Linked DNA regions of Mus musculus: region 1 is linked to region 2. The links are chromatin contacts, found by Hi-C or POLR2A ChIA-PET in ENCODE. All regions are on one chromosome and are shown on one strand. Each heading gives the region's core, a stretch centred on a gene start or an enhancer-like site at or near the end of the contact. The rest is flanking DNA. Distances are from core to core; before and after follow the strand shown. Region 1 has its middle 22 kb from the start of Dubr. Region 2 holds the start of Bbx (bobby sox HMG box containing).

Region 1 (5,406 bases), core at 2,262-4,761, 320 kb before region 2:
TTAAAATTATTAAAGATTAGAGTAAACTAGGAAGATTTTATGATTTGTTAGTCAAATAGGAAAGACTAAATAATTTTTTTTATGTGAGACACAACTACTCTTCTTTGGATATTGTTTTGTGGATTTATCCATATAGCTTCTATTTATTTAAATTAAAAAACATACACATCACTAAGAATAGTAAGAGTGAGAAAAGCTTACTGTGAACTATTGGCTCCTTCAGAAAAACATTTAATCTAAAAGAATATTTCATTTTTATGAGTCAACATAAAAGTCTCCCTTAGTCAATGAGCCACCAAATAAGTAACTTACTTGGCCTGAGTGTCTGAGAAAACAAGACTAAGAAACAAACTTGCCATCTCTCTGATCCTCCTCCAGGGGGCAGTGCAGTTCTGAGGATCAGTCTGACCTCTGTTGCCCTGGCTGGAATCTCCTCCCCGCCTGTTTCCCTTACATGAATTAGGACATCGCTTTAAGCTGAGCCATAGTTTCTCATGCAAAAAATGAAGAACAGAACCAACAAAATTGTTGTACAGACGAATTGAGAAAATGGACAAGATGTGACATGTTCTATCAATGCTGTACTCCTATTCTCTTTATTCGCATTATGCTAATTTTCCCTGAGCTAGTTTCACTGAGCATTGTTTATTGAGCTTATATATTTTTAAAAATATATAACATATATGAATCTTATTAGGCATATAGGTAAAGACACTAGAAACACAATATATCTATCACTTATCTCCATAAATCCAGTCATGTGAGAGAAATTAGATCGATAGTCCCTTAAGATCCACACATGAAGAATTACTAAAGTACAAGGGAGAGAGGGAATCTCCATCGGATTTGGAGGAGGGGATCATCTTGCCATTGTGAGGGTAAACAGATGGATAAAATTAAATTGGAATTGAAAATGCCACCTCCCAATGTCTTGCTAATCATTTCCCTACCATGAGTGCATCCCTAGAGGTGTAAACAAAGATATGTGGTCATGATTCAGCCACTTAACGCTCTTTCCTAGTCCTGAGTTCTTAAGAGAGAATCGAATCACGGAAGAGCCAGAGCATAGCACAGCGGTGCTGGTGGGTGATGAGCAGATCTGAGAGCAGGAGGGAGATGTACTGATGCCGAGGCTGCTCCCAGGGAAAGACTGGGGGAACCCCCAGCTGGTTATCATCCCTCTGGTTCCCATATCTCCTTCTGAATCTGATGTCTAAACCCCTGGCCATTATCTAAGACCCATTAGGGCAGTGGTTCTCAAGCTTCCTGACACTGCAAATTTATACAGTTTCTCCTGTTGTCCTGACTTCCAACCATAAAACTGCTACTGCTATGAATCATAATGCAAATATCTGATATGCAGAATATCTGATATGTGACACCCAAATGGGCTTACAGTGTTGAAAACCTCTGCCTTACGTGACGGTCTGGCTACTTTATATATATATATATATATATATATATATATATATATATATATATATATATCTTAGAAATTTTCTATTCTTTAAAACTTTTGTTGTTTTGTTTTAGTTTTAATTTTTCATTAGATATTTTCTTTATTTACATTTCAAATGTTATCCCCTTTCCTAATTTCTCCTCTGAAAATCCCCTATCCCCTCCCCCTCCCCCTGCTCACCAACCCACCCACTCCAGCTTCCTGGCCCTGTCATTCTCCTATACTGGGGCATAGAACCTTCACAGGACCAAGGGCCTCTTCTCCCATTGATGGCCAAAAAGTCCATTCTCTGCTACATATGCAGCTAGAGTTATGAGTCCCACCATGTGTTTTCTTTGATTGGTGGTTTAGTCCCAGGGAGCTCTGGGGGTACTTGTTAGTTCATATTGTTGTTCCACCTATGGGGCTGCAAACTCCTTCAGCTCCTTGGGTCATTTCTCTACCTCCTTCATTGGGGACTCTGTGCTCCGTCCAATGGATGGCAGTGAGCATCCACTTCTTCATTTGTCAAGCACTGGCAGAGCCTCTTTAGAGACAGCTATATCAGGCTCCCATCAACAAGCTCTTGTTGGCATCCACAATAGTGTCTGGGTTTGGTGGGTGTTTTGGGGATGGATCCCCAGGTGGGGCAGCTATTAAAAACAACGAATTTATGAAATTCGTAGGCAAATGGATGGATCTGGAGGATATCATCCTAAGTGAGGTAACCCAATCACAAAAGAACACACATGATATACACTCACTGATAAGTGGATATTAGCCCAGAAGTTCAGAATACCCAAGATACAATTTGCAAAACACATGAAACTCAAAGAAGAAGGAAGATCAAAGTGTGGATACTTTGATCTTTCTTAGAAGGGGGAACAAAATACCCATGGAAGGAGTTACAGAGACAAAGTTCTTTACAACATTTAACCTCACCTGTCCCTGTGAGTCACCGAGTGAAATTTTGCAGTGCCGTGGGGATCGTCCCTCTGCGTTTCCAACCGACCTCTGGCTGTTGCTTGCATGTATGCTATGATAACCATTTTCTTGCCTTTTCTCGGTATAAAGAGGGACTTGATCGTGACACTGCTTTGTCTTTGCAAATTGCAAGGAAAAGCACCGTCTAAATTTTCATTTATCAAAAGAATCAATTGTTCCCCCTTCCTCTGTGGTTCACTCCTCCCAGAAGGGATCCCGCATTCTTCACTCTTTTCATTTTATGATACCCAACAAAGAACGGGGAAAGGCTACACTGGGAAGAACAGTGCACGGAAATAGAGAAGTGGAGGTCATTTTCTAGTTCCCCGAAGGGGTCTGTGATCCATTGCTATCCTTGTTTTTCTCTTAATAATAGGCTGACCAAGTTGACCTTCTTCTAGGGTCAAATATCAGCAGTTAGGTACTCGATGCAGTGGCCTCAGACAAGGGCACTGCCTGCTCTCGGTACTCGATGAAGGAGCCTGAGGTGAAGACGTTCATCCTCTAACAAGCCATCTGGGACCCTTGAGGCCTTAGGAAAGGAACCCACACTGAAAATCACCTATGTGAGTACAGTAAGAGTAGAAGAAGAGAAAAATAATAACTTGCCTTCCCTATTTAGGCAATAGGCCTGCCTGCAAAAGCCAGAGCTTGGCACTTCTGTATTCCCAAATGTCTCCCTGCCACCCCTTCTCACTTTCCAGTTGTCTCCAGATTTTATTTTGTATCCACTTTAGCTATGAGGTCACAGTTAATCCTTGAAGAATGTGTCTTGCTATAGGCAGAAACCTGATTCTTTCTGGGGACCAAAAGAAAAAAAGAAGACAAAGAAGAAGAAGAAAAGAAAAAAAAAAAACAGTAGACTTTGGGAAAACTGCAGTTGCTTTTGCATGTACAGGGAGAGCTTTTAGAGTCATTAGACTTAAAATGTTCTGTTTGTGAGACTGTCAAAAAGTTACTGCTCCCTGGAGGTTCCCCTAAGCCCCTCCCACTGACTCATGTCAGCTTGACTGCAGCTGCTCAAAAGCATGGGAATTTAAAAGCTTGCCACACAAGTGCAAGAGCTGTTGCCAGAACCGCTGCCACCAGACTGAATGGAAAGTCCCTACTGCAGAAGGTGTGGGGAGGAAGGGCCATCAACGGCAAAGCAGTGGAATGCAGGGTTGATAGAGATAAAAAGAAGCAGGAAGGAAATCACAAGTTCTCGGAGCTGCAAACTATTTCACCCTTTGACCTTGGGAAAGAAAACTCTCAGAACTTCAGTGTCCCTCTTTTGGAGAGGTTTTCTTTGACTTAAACTTTCCCTAGAAGTCAGAACTGATAAGTTGCCCATCATACCACTGGTCTAATATTTTTTTCATCAATGCTCAAAAGAAACTTCAATAGGAAGTTTTACTTTTGCTTTATTGTTATTATTTCCAGCCTAATAAAGTCCCAGCATTTTCCAGGGAAAGTATGTCTTAGCTCTCTGGTCCAGAAGTCCCCAGAGCCCAGGAAACGAGGTAAACAACGGCAGAGCCATGAGGCAAACTCCATTACTGCAGAGTTCTTCTCTTTGCCCCTTTCCACACCCCCTTCTGGAGTTCTGTAATTTTCCCATCTCACGCGTCAAACAGGAACATGATTTCACAAGCATCCATCCAAGGTATAAAAGGGAACATGGCTATTTTTGTCAGTCACTCTACCTTCAGAGATAGAAAGGACGGATGGAGGACGGAGCGGGCAAAGCTGGAGAAATGCTCTCTGGGTGTGAGCATTGATGCTGACTGCTCCCGCGGAGGGCAGGGGTTCAATTCCCAGCGTTCACTTGACAGCTAACAACCGTCTGTAATTCTAGTTCCAAGGGATCTGATACCTTCTGATCACTGAATACACGTGGTGCACAGATACGTGTGCAGGAAAAACACCCATACACATAAAATTAAAGATACAAAGGAAGCCGTTCTCGTGGCACTAAAATCTCCACGGCGTGCTTTATGGGGACTTCCTATTTAAACTGGACATCACAGTCCATCCATAGCTCACAATGAGACATATTGGAGATGGGAATGTAAAAAAAATACTGCAAATTTCTCCAGAAATACCTTTGTTTATCCCCCCCATCCACCCAAATGCAATGGTGCTCGTTATACCTGCTTGCCTACGCTGAAGCCCTTACCCCAGACAGAAACATCTTCAGTGCTTGTGAGAGAAAGCCTGCCTTGCTAGAAATGGTGTCTTCCGGAGCCTTTCTTCTTCTGTTAGGAAAACTTCTGTTAATGCTCTCCTTCCTTAGAGTTGATCCAGCCTGAGAGCACTTCAGACTGAGTCTCTTTCTCATGCCTGGAACCCCATCGCCACCGGCCCATCATCCCTAGTCGCGGCATCCCTAGACGGCTTCCTGCCACTTTGCATTGGGATCTTCATTTGAGGTGGGTCTTGTGGAAAGCCCGACTGATTCATTTTCTGCCAGGTTCCCAGTACATTTCCACAATGATCCGAAACTATTTATAACCGCTTTACTTCCTGGAATGTTTTTGCTGCGCCAAGGAAACTTCTAAAGTTTAAGGACGTCACTTTAGAACTGGCTGCTTGGCTCTGGTCCTACTTTCTTTTTAAATTCTGAACTAACAACAACTACAAAAAAAAAAAGAGCTGATGTTTAAACTGTCTCTATTAAATTGCCTTTCATTTATTTGTTTATTTTTGATAAGATTATGCCTCTTCAGCAAAACTCTTCACTCTCAGAGGACAAAAACTATGCCAGCTATTTACTGGTTTGCTTGTTCATTCCTTGCTTACTGCCACACTCCTTCCTGAGGTCAGCCCATAGCAAACCTACACACAGTGGGAGCACACACAGCAGCATATAGGTGTTGGAATCAACAAGGTATTTTGGCATTAATGTCTGCATTTCGGGTGGGCAATGCTTTTAGCCCTATAGAAAAATAAAAATGGAAATATTTGAAGGTTGGCCTATGAAATGCAAACTGACCTTTCTCTCA
Region 2 (5,830 bases), core at 2,439-4,938:
AAGTACGTGCCATAAATTGATGTCTAAGGCGCTGTAACTTTCTCAAGTTGGTTTGTATCAAAAAGCATGATCAATAAACTTGCTTTTTTAGGCGCCATTATGTCCAACTGATTGCTTTATTCTGGGCTGAGGCTGATATCTTTTTTTCATTTTATTTATTTATTTTTATTATTATTATTTTTGGGACCAGGTCTCACTATGTAAATTAGGCTACCCTTAAACTTCTCCACTTTTGCTAGGATACAGACACACACTATCATGCCTAGTCGCTGCTGTGTCTTGAGATGCTGGAATCCTTTGAGAATGGTATAAAAGGCAATCACAAACAATGGGTACATAAGCTGCAACAAGATCTCTAAACTCCGTTGGTATGATAGTTAAGCTTTACAGAACTGGGCCACGCATCTGCCATTGACTTGTATGTGAAAAAGATAAATAAAAATAACACTGATTGACTGTTTAATTATTATATATATATATTTCCCCTTGTTTAAAAAAATGGGGATAATAAGAGCAATTAAAATTATATATATATCATATATGACACATTTAAATTTTAATTACACTTATTATTCCCATTTTATAGACAAGGAAAGTAATTTCTAGGGTGATTAAGTATTTTTTCTAAGGCTGCTGAGAGGTAACATCAGGATTTGAATTAGGATTGTAAAAGGAAACAAAATAGAAAAAATTACTTATGTATTTAGATAACTGACACACATCTATATACTCACATCTGCACATACTTAAAATGAACTTTCTAGAGGGACTGGCACAGAGAACCTATTCAACAAATGTCACGAAGAAGAATATTGAATAGACCTATAGAACAAAATGATGCTCATACAAATGAAACATTAATGCACAATTTATTTATTTGTTTGTTTATTTATTTATTTTTCAGGACAGGCTTTCTCTTCATAGGCCAGGCTGGCCATGAACTCACAGAGATCCACCTGCCTCTGCCTTCCAAGTACAGGGAGTAAAGGCGTGCAAGTATAATTATTGCTGTTCTACAGGCTGTGAGTTCCCAACGATTTTCCGTTAAGAAATGACTTGTAAGAGACTTCAGTCCATGCTCCATGCTCCCTGTGCTCTCACGTCCCAGTCAGGCCAGTCAGCTCCTCTCACTGTCAGAGACCGCTAAATTAGAACGCAAAAGCCTGGAGGGTACGAATAGACGCCCATATCCACGTGGACTATGGAATAAATTAACATTCAAATTTTACTTTTTATTCAGCGCATGACTTCATTTTTTATGACCATGTGCTTTATAAATTATAAATAATTTATTTATACTGGTATATTTTAATGTACAGATAAATATACAAATGTTAACGTAGTCTACACGTAGGCTCTTACTGACAGTGCTGTGTAATGTGTGTTGGGTACTGTAACTTTATATGATTCATTTATGTTAAATGTATTCAACAAAAACGTAATCATAAAAATAAAGTATGTCTTCCTGGAAGTTGGAAGTTGGAAGTAAAAGTGAGGAGTGGGCTAGCCTTCCCTAAATTTTATTTTATATAGTATGCTAAAAGTAAGTCGTAACGCTTCACCCAGCAATTAAATATATCAACTTTTGCTGATTTTTAACTCTTCAAAAAGAAGCACCTCAAAACCCTCCAGAAATGTTTCCTCTGTCTGCCTTGTGTCTGTGAAAGTTGTCATTTCAAAAACAGGGCCTTCCAGCTGCTCAAAACCTAGGAAATGTCCGGGGCTTCATTTTCTCACCACTGACATCTGTGCCTACCTGGTTTGTCCCTGCCTCCTTTCTCATATAGCAAGACAGAGATAGGAGTTAGCGCAGACTTCAGACCAGTGTACTGTGGATAAGGAATACTTGTTTCTTTCTGTCAGTTGCATGCAGAGGGATATGATAGGACTTTCAGTATTATCACTTGGAATACCCGTGGTTTAGAGGATTTTTTTCTTTAAAATTTATTTTCTTTTAAAAATAAACAGAATACCACACCTCTAAACAGTACTTCACTTTCTAAACTTCATAAACTTCTTTTTCTTTAGGTTTCTTTTTCTACTCTTATGCAAGCACACATGTTCACTTAATTTATTTATGACTATGAAAAAAATATCTTAGGAACGAATCAAGGAAATAAAACAGCTGGGACAGATGTGGTGGTGCACACCTTTAATTCCAGCACTCAGGAAATAGAGGCAGTGGGGTCTCTGTGAGTTTAAAGACAGCCTGATATATCTAGTGATTTCCAGGCTAGGCAAGGCCACTCAGTCAAACCTTGCCTCAAAAAACAAAAACAAAACCACCCCCCCCCCCAAACAAACAAACACACAAACAAAAAGTCCAAAACCCAAAACCAGAACAGAAAGGTTTTCTTACTCGGTTTACTTTTAAAATTTAGGCTATCAGTTAGACTATAAAAATCATACTATTTAATCTTCAAAACTGTTTGTATTTAAGATTCTTGAAAATTTTGGATCCTGGTCAGAAGGAACTCCAGGAAAACATCTGGGACCTAGAATAGTCCCAGTGAGTTGTAGATGCTGAATAACCATTTAATGAAGGCAATCTTGGGAAAGCTTATTTTAATCTTTAAATAAAAACTAAAATCAACTCTAAGAATGAAGGAGACTAAAAGAACTCATATGCTCAAAAGATTGCTCAACTAGTTAAAAACTTGTGTGTGCATTTTATTCTGTTTTAATTCCTAGGTTCGGTTCTTTCTAAGTATCCCTTTGACTTGTTTATATCAAACTGTTAACAAGATCTGCCAAAGATACAGCATAGTAAAAATATCATTAAAACTAGATCTCGCTTTCATTGTCTCTAGAAATCACCCACCATAGAGTAGTCATATACAGCGGGAAATACATAAAACAAAGGATGTGTGTGCGTGTGCGTGTGCGCGCGCGCGCGCGCGCGTGTGTGTGTGTGTGTGTGTGTATTATAAATCTTGGCTATATTGAACCAAGAGGTCTATTTCTAAGGCAGACTGTCGATTGTCATTTTCCCACAAGGTGTGTAATTTCAGCACACCTTGTGTACCCATACAGGTGATTGCCCTCTGACTTTCAAGTGCACATTCGGCTACTTTAGCATAAGGTTTATCTTTGTTTCTGCCTGTTGTATTGATTTTTTTTCTTACTTTCTGAATTTGCTTGCTAACGAGGCAGTCACAATCTCAAAGCATTCTAGTCTTGATAAACTTATCTCGCACTATTTTGGCCTATGTGATGGCTAACCCATTGACAAAAGAAATCTAAGCTGATAAAAGCCTTTCTCGGCCACTTGTTAGCAGGCCGGGCTGTAAAATCATAACACAATGCTCGCCTCTTTCATGGGGCACCACAAGGCAGCGATCAAACCCATCCCTCCTCACTTCCATATCCAGTGGAGTTGTAGTTTATTACCATAACCCTCCCAAGTCAAAAGGACACCAGTTTCAAGCCTGGCAACTTGGTATAGAGAGGGCTTCCTTCCTGACCCCTACTCTGCTGGGCCTCACTACCTGTCTTCGCCCACTGTCTACAGGTCCCGAACATTAGAAAATAGAAAATGTGATGATCTTTGTGTGTCTCTGTGAAATGTGTGTATGTGTGCGTGTGTTTGGGTGTAACGCGCCTCCTGTTTGGCTGCGCCGCCCGTCCGTCACGGCGCGGGCCAATGGCAGGCTGCCTTATATAAAATGAGTGTTTTCAGTCTCTCCGGGTTGCATGTACTGTATGTGGAGCAGTGTACAGTGGAGCGGAGGCAGCGCGGCTCCGCAAGCTCCTCTCCACTTTCCCATAGAGAGCCCCTGACTGGCCGCTGAGGGCGAGCCACACACACGCCCTCGCGCCGCGGCGAGCCCGCGAGGTAGGCGCCCGCCATCCGCAGCCTTCGCAGGCGCTCTCCCGCACTTTCTGTTTTCCTACTCACTTGCGAGCCGCCGGGGCTGCAGCCCGAGGACTCCGCGGCAGGAGCGGCGGCAGCGGCGGCGGCAGCCGGTAGGGTGGACTTGAGGAAGGCGAGGGGAACCCGCGCGTCCGGAGCCCGAGCCGCCACCGGCCGGCGCCTCGCGGGCCACTTTCCCCTCAGCCAAAACTTTGGGTGGCGAGAGGTCGGGCCGAGGGTCGCGGCGGCCGCGCCGGCGGGCCCGGGCCGGGGGGCGCGCGGCGCTGCCCGGCGAGCGCGAGCTGGGGGCCGGGCTGGGGAGGAGTAGGCCAGCCGGTGCCAGGCTGCGTTTGCAGGCAGCACCTCTCGGCGCCCGGGCAGCGCCGCCCGAGGGGGCACGGAGCCGGGGCGCGGGGTTGAGCCGCCCGAGGAAAACAACAACGGAGCGGTCCCCTCACGCCGGCGGGCGGCTCGTGGCCGCCCCGGGAGCCCCAAACTTCAAGGAGGCGAAAGTACGTGGAGGAGCCCCGGGCAGGGCTCGGCTGCCGGGGGAGGTGGGGCCTGAGGAGCCCGGGGCAGGGGTGGAAGGTACGGGAAGGCTGCCCTCGGTGGGTCGGGGCTACATTTGGTGTGTGTGCGACGGTGACCGGGACCGGCAGCCCGGTTGCTCGTTCATCTGCAGAGTTAGGATTTGGGTGTTCCGGCCCCGAGATCGGTGTCCCCCTCACCCCCCACCCCCAGCCAAATGCGCGGCGAGTGGAGAAAGTGCTGTTCCAGTGCCAGAGTAGCCTGGAGGAAGAACAGGGGAGAGGGGAAGAAGGCGAAGAAGGCGAGAGAGGGAGAGGAGGGGAGGGGAGGGAAAGGGGAGAGGGAGGGGAAGAGAGAGAGAGAGAGAGAGAGAGAGAGAGAGAGAGAGAGAGAGAGAGAGAGAGAGAGAGAGAGAGAAACGGGAGGGAAGAGAGGAGGGGGGAGAGGACGAGGGAGGCTGTGTCAGGATTTTGCTTGAATGTGGGATTATGTTGTGTCAATAAGTTTAAGGTGGAGAGAGCGAGGCTGGGGGTGGTGGCGGTGGAGGGGAGGAGGAAGGCCTTGGCTGGTTAAAGACTCATTCTGAAGGTAAGTTATGGCATTGCACGGTCGCGATGACAGAAAACTTGCAGATCCTTTATCCGGGGATGGGGTCGATGCCTCTAGAAAGAGCTCCCCAACCCTCGGAAGCCACGCTCGTGTTACACTGTTATTTTCTGCGATCCGGGTCGCTAGTAAATTACAGAAATCAGACTGGAGGCTTCTTTCCCTCCTCCACCTCGAATCGCTCGCTCACCCTCAGAAATGTATTATTATTATTATTATTTTAAAATTTATTTTGGGGAGATCGCATGAAACTTAACGTAACTGAGACCGAACCGGATTCTTGTAATTTACAAGGACCCCGAATCCAGGAATCTGGAACACGTTTATGTGTGAAATACCCGCGATCATTTCTGCTAAATGAGGAAGGTAAAACGAAACGATGCAAAAAGCTAAGACACAACATGTACGACAGAGGAGGGGGGGGGGAGAGGGAGAGACACAGAGACAAGCTATTTTTTGCTTTCCTTTCTACAGAAAGGAAAATAAAGCGTGCATTCCCCTTCCTTCCCAGTGTGTAGGGTCTAGTCAATATTTTAACTGTCTGAGGACAAATTAGCCCAGGTGGATCTTGTTGAAAAGTTTCTCGAGGTGGGGTGGAGGTGGGGGGGGGAGGTAGCTGGAGGGGGAGGTGGGTGGAGGTGGTGGGGGATGGGGACCGAGCTAGCTCTGCCTCGGCTAATGGTCATTGGCCTGGGGCTTTGAAACCATTGCCTGTCCTGCTAATGACACGTCCAGTTCTCGTCTACCGGCCGTGGACGCCGGGCTGCTGTTCCTGGGGCTGGCTGGCGGGGACTGGGGTACTTTCCCTGCACGAGGAGGGGCGCTCTCGGCCATCCCTTGGGG

Evidence for each region. Hi-C counts contacts between places; a loop is a spot of excess contacts on that map. ChIA-PET counts read pairs that join two places held with the same protein, here RNA polymerase II (POLR2A).
Region 1: a loop to region 2 is called in a map of heart, with 10 times the contacts of the local background. The contact joins the enhancer-like site here to the promoter of Bbx in region 2. A Hi-C loop is called at or near these places in 1 of 37 maps with a recorded cell type or tissue (heart). POLR2A ChIA-PET finds 5 or more read pairs at or near these places in 1 of 5 experiments (Patski).

Annotation. Positions count from the first base shown.
Region 1 is chr16:50,751,901-50,757,306 of GRCm38, reverse strand. No RefSeq gene overlaps it. Among named protein-coding and RNA genes, the nearest start is that of Dubr, 22 kb to the right of the region's middle. Within about 2 kb of position 3,511, at least 1 of the 3 ENCODE cell types and tissues checked has a DNase peak (open chromatin) inside an H3K27ac peak, as active enhancers do; it is heart, where a contact is called at or near this core.
Region 2 is chr16:50,430,247-50,436,076 of GRCm38, reverse strand. Bbx (bobby sox HMG box containing) reads left to right here and starts at 3,688. Exons shown (of 17, transcript NM_027444.3): 1 at 3,688-3,835.